Regions from separate parts of the Homo sapiens genome. Here region 1 is linked to region 2. The links are chromatin contacts, found by Hi-C or POLR2A ChIA-PET in ENCODE. All regions are on one chromosome and are shown on one strand. Each heading gives the region's core, a stretch centred on a gene start or an enhancer-like site at or near the end of the contact. The rest is flanking DNA. Distances are from core to core; before and after follow the strand shown.

Region 1 (2,700 bases), core at 106-2,605, 120 kb before region 2:
TGTAAAATATGAAAACATGCCAAGCAGTGTTGGACATTGTGCTATAATAATGTTATAACAATGTAAACATGCATGAGAAAAATAAATAATCAAATTCAGGTTGGTGATTATCTTGCAGAAGTTAGAGAGGGAGGAAGGAAAACATAAGACATGAGAGAGGTAGAGAGGGAACCCCAATCATATTTGTAATAAGTATTGCTTTAAAGAAAACCCTAAAAGTTGAAGCAAGTATGGCAAACTGGTAGAACTTGATAGAGCTGGGTAGCTGGGTCTTGGTTCCAGATACTTAATTGTCACATATTTGAAATATTCCTTTTCTTTCTTTCTTTCTTTTTTTTTAATTGAGACCGAGTTTCACTCTTGTCGCCCAGGCTGGAGTGCAGTGGTGTGATTTTGGCTCACTGCAACCTCTGCTTCCCAACTTCAAGTGATTCTCCTGCCTCAGCCTCCCGAGTAGCTGGCATTATAGGCATGCACCACCATGGCCGGCTAATTTTTGTATTTTTAGTAGAGATGGGATTTCACCACATTGGTCAGCCTGGTCTCAAACTCCTAACCTCAGGTGATCTGCCTACCTCACCCTCCAGAAGCGCTGGCATGAGGCACCGCACCCAGCCTGAAATATTTCTTGATAACCAAAGTAAGGGCATTAAAAACACAAGAAATCAGAAACCATCTTTTTAAAAACAGGTTTGGGAAAGTGTTTTATATAGGGTGGAGTTGGATTAAAAGATCCAATTTGCTGCTTCAAACTCTGGGACCCTCATTTAAGGAAATGATGTCCTTTTCTTAATATCAGTCTCCTGGCTAGTTCAGGCCCATTTTCCCTGACCATATGAATTTTTCCAAATGGGATCTTTCAGCAGTATGCTTTTCAGCAATAAGGATACAGGGGTTTTATGGGATCAGAATCTTTAGACAGTATGATCATTAAGAGAAGGTTAAACTGAAAAGTCAGAAGAAGAGAAAAATTTCACAGAATTCAAATGTAAGATTAGACATATGTTAAGGAACAAACAAGCCACATATATACATCTTATGTGATTGGGGGGAAATGTTTGTATTGCTTTTTTAGCTGTTTCTGGAAGACTCTTAAAAGTCCTCTTTATAGTCTCATTTGAGCATTTTGTTTTCTTCTTTTCTGGGCATGGTTAACAAATTAAAGAGCCTATTTCCTTTCCACAGCTGTGCGTCATTGCCTTAGGGACTATTATGGGAACGGATTCTAAAGGAGTTACTTCTGCTGTCCAGCAGCAAGAGCTCTTAATATAAACAAGGCTGTAAGCTACCCACATATTGAACAGATGTCTGCGAGCATTCCTGCTGGCTACTCTGTCCTGTGGGATGTCCACTGTGTATTCCCTGATAGCAGACCCCTGACCTATGAAGTAATGTTGCCCTGAAGACACTGGATGCAAAGACAGGTCTGAAGTAAATTCAGTGAATTTGCTTCCTTACGCAGCCCTTAGAAAGTGATGGCTGCAGTATCTGGGAGTTGTGGGAGATTGGATTGTATTTTATATCTATAGATATTTGTTAATTTTTACTATTTTCATGAAAATGAGAAACTCTAAAACTAAGGCATTTTGGAAAGCTAATATTTTCCAGTAGGGATAAATACATATTTTAAAGTTCCAAATGATTAAATGGCTTAGATGGGTGCATTTTACCAAAGGCCTATTCATAAAATGAGAATTGGATTAAGATTGTTTAAAATTAATGCAATAATGAAGCTGATGCTGACTTTCTTTCTAATGTACTAAAATAACCAGTCTGACTTCAAATATCTGTATTTATTTTATTTGCTAGACATCCTCACCTTATTAAAAAGGAATTTTCTTAGCAAGACTTATTTGGAGAATTGAGCAAGTGAGATTTTAGGAAATGGGACAAGAGCTAGAGCAAGATAATGTTCTAGAATATGCAAAGACAAAGGGAACTATGCAGGTGCTTCGATTATCTGAGATGTTTCCAGCCTGCTGAGAATGGACCTGATTGTATACCAAAGTCAGGCTTTCATTCTAACTGACTTTGGGCAATGAAAGTATGTTAGTAAATGGCTTTGGCATATGGTCATCTCAGGCTGAGATCACTGATCTCACAGTCCTGAACTTTTAGAGTTGAAGGAGTTTTTAATATTGATAAGGAACTGTGGCCCACGCAGGACCACACATCATGATGGTGTAAGTATCATTTAACCTTATCTTTACCTTTAATTTTTGCGTTCTAAAGGTACTTGATTGTTATAAAAGTCTAAAAATATTATTTACATATATACATACACATATATACATATAAATGTATATATTTAAACAATATATAAATGTATGTATTTATATATTTAAACATATGTATATAAACACTACTCATGAACAGATTTTGACAAAAAAGAAGAAAAAATCAAACTTGAATCCAACCAAGACTCTAGATCTTATTAATAATTTATGATAAATTTAAGGGAAAGAAAAATATGTCAGATTACATCATGAGGTTGCAATCAGCAAAATTTAGACAGTGCAAACTCTACTGGTTAAGGAGTTGTGTTTCTTCCACACACAAACATAGTTATGAAAAGGGAAGCTTTAAATGAAAAGAAATGTAACAGACCTACCAATCTAATGTCAATCTTAATTATAAAACTGTGGAGAGGGGTGTGTGTGTATGAAACAAACAGGTAAATATAAACAATAATTCATTTTT
Region 2 (2,700 bases), core at 122-2,621:
TACTTTTATAGAAAAAAGTGTATTTCTCATATACAATTTCAGCTAGAAAGGCATATTCCAGAGTTTAAAAAATTTGCTATTAAACAGCCAATTCTCATAGTATTAAAAGCCAGTGTAATTGAAAGAGGACATCTCAATGCTAGACAAATAAATAATACAAGGGAAAGACTGTCACCTCCCATCAATCATCTTTTTTTACTACCTAAACTTGTATCTTTGTCTATTTTACACGGCACCAGCACCACCCTCTCTTTAATTTGAATGGCTATTTTTATCCCTAAAAATGCCCGGTTACTTTATTCTTCCTGGGGCTGTCCCAAGCCTGGGTACTTGCACCACCAAGACACCGTGGCTTATCTGTGGCTGCTGCATAGCTACAGGGGCTGCAGAATTGGGAGGTCTAGGGACTGCCAAAGGATTGGACACATTGCAGCACCACCACGTGACATGCTTTCCATTTGTAATTCTGTTACTGATTTGCGTTTCCCAATGAAAGGCATCCTTGCACTCAGAGACAGGAAGCTATAAGAAGTGATTTCAATTCTGTTATAATTGGCCAGGTTATGGGGCAAGGTATTTTAGTTTCTGTCTTGTTCTCTTCCTTTGCTAAAGAGGAGCTTGGACTGAGGATTTTTTAGTTTCCTACCCTGGTCATGCATTCTATGATTTTGTGTAGTTTATCGTTAGTTATCCAGTAACTTACAATGTTGTCTTGTGTTTGGAGTTTCATGGTTGTCTTGTTGGTTTCTTTTTGTTTGGTTTTGGTACTTCTGTCCTCACAATCCTAAGGAACACAGTATTAGGCAGAAGCTTCCCTCATGTCTTTAAACAAGCAGGCCAGTCTGGGTGCGCTTACAAAAGGCACAGACCCTATTGCACAGCAATCATGTTTTCTAAGGTCAGAGTGAAAGCTAGAAGACAATTGGCTGGGAGATGTTGCCTGGGAAAATTCGCAGAGTCCTCTCACATACTTTTACATTATCCTCCAAAGTGCCTCAAGTTCTATTTATTCTTACAGCACTGAAATAACCCCAGCATACCTCTGAAACAGTGCAAGAAAGAGTCTCTTTTTGACTTCGCCATGTATGGTTTCAATCTGACAGTTTCCATTTTCATATCACATGCTGTTCCTGCATTGGGTTCTCACAGGCCTGACATATAGCCATGTCTCCCCCAAAAGGGTAAGGGATGCTTGCTGGGAAGAGGCACATAGAAATTCCATCCAATTACTTGAGGGTTTTATTCTTAACATAGCACTGAATAGTTTAATATCTCTTCTTTCCTGTTATAAATAGGTTCTGATGCCTATCACTGTAGCTCACTGAGAAAGAATGCAAACAGTCCCAGGAATGAAATACTCAGGAAGGCTGTTCTGCTTGGTAGGAGGTATTTTATTTTAAATGACAACATTTTCCTCTCAGACACAGAGAAAGCCTTACATTTTTGACCTGTGAGTTTCTCCTCTTTAGGAATGACATGATGTTTCATATGAGAAAAAGGCAAAAGAAACAAAGAAGGAGGAAGTGACATCAGTAATAATAACGTGCTAAAATAATATCTTTCTTTCCTCAGCTTTTTTTTTTTTCAAGTTGGAGTCTTGCTCTGTCACCCAGGCTAGAGTCCAGTGGCACGATCTCGGCTCACTGCAACCTCTGCCTCCCGGGTTCAAGCGATTCTCCTGCCTCAGCCTCCTGAGTAGCTGGTATTACAGGTTCCTGCCACCACACCCAGCTAATTTTTGTATTTTTAGTAGAGACAGGGTTTCACTATGTTGGCCAGGCTGGTCTCGAACTCCTGACCTCGTGATTTGCCCTTCTCAGCCACCCAAAGTGTTGGGATTATAGGCGTGAGCCACCGCACCCGGCCTCCTCAGCTGGTCTTCAAAGGAGCATTCGTTACTGTGACCAAATCTGTGTGTTCATGCTGCATTCTCCCGGAGCAAATATCATCCATGTGAAGGTCTGTTCAGAAGGACACCTAGAAAGGGCCAACAACATGAAGCAAGTGGAAGCACATTATAAAAGGCATGAATTTGAATCCATAGCATTGATAAAAAATCTCAGGAAGAGGGTTGCGCCGAGAGGCTCATGCCTGTAATCCTGAAACTTTGGGAGGCCAAGGTGGGTGGATCACCTGAGGTCAGGAGTTCAAGACCAGCCTAGCCAACATGGTGAAACCCTGTCTCTACTAAAAATACAAAAATTAGCCGGGCGTGCTGGCTCATGCCTGTAGTCTCAGCTACTCGGGTGTCTGAGGCAGGAGAATCGCTTGAACCTGGGAGGCAGAGGTTGCAGTGAGCTGAGATTGTGCCACTGCACTCCAGCCTAGGCAACAGAGTGAGAATCGGTCTCAAAAAAAAATCATCACAGGAACATAGTTTCAGAAGATAGACTTGTTCTTTTTCTCCTATACAAGGAAATGTAGATGTGAGAAATGATCTGTATGTATTATTACCTAAACAGATTTTTTTGTTGAATGGATACCAACCAATGCAGCATGTAAGAAACAAATACATGAAGACAGCTACAATTATAAAATTTCCTGGTTTAATTATCGTAAGTTATCAGATATTTGTAGAGGGGATAATGAGGTTTTGATTTCTGAGTGTAGAAATATTTCTCATTCCTGCTACAAGATAAGGAGAAGGCCCCTGATAAAATTTTATGTCTCTTGATTGTAGTAACAAAATATGATTCTAAA

The links. Hi-C counts contacts between places; a loop is a spot of excess contacts on that map. ChIA-PET counts read pairs that join two places held with the same protein, here RNA polymerase II (POLR2A). Pooled maps may share reads with other maps.
Region 1: a map of chondrocyte shows a loop between it and region 2 (2.3-fold over the local background). The contact joins two enhancer-like sites. A Hi-C loop is called at or near these places in 5 of 168 maps with a recorded cell type or tissue (IMR-90, ascending aorta, chondrocyte and 2 more) and 8 of 50 pooled maps. POLR2A ChIA-PET finds 5 or more read pairs at or near these places in 2 of 52 experiments (AG04450 and endothelial cell of umbilical vein).

What each region holds. Positions count from the first base shown.
Region 1 is chr6:132,201,351-132,204,050 of GRCh38, reverse strand. No RefSeq gene overlaps it. Among named protein-coding and RNA genes, the nearest start is that of LINC01013, 70 kb to the right of the region's middle. Within about 2 kb of position 1,355, at least 3 of the 41 ENCODE cell types and tissues checked have a DNase peak (open chromatin) inside an H3K27ac peak, as active enhancers do.
Region 2 is chr6:132,083,627-132,086,326 of GRCh38, reverse strand. The region is part of intron 2 of CCN2-AS1 (CCN2 antisense RNA 1); the gene reads right to left. Among named protein-coding and RNA genes, the nearest start is that of MIR548AJ1, 30 kb to the left of the region's middle. RefSeq lists an enhancer at 825-1,004. Within about 2 kb of position 1,371, at least 7 of the 41 ENCODE cell types and tissues checked have a DNase peak (open chromatin) inside an H3K27ac peak, as active enhancers do.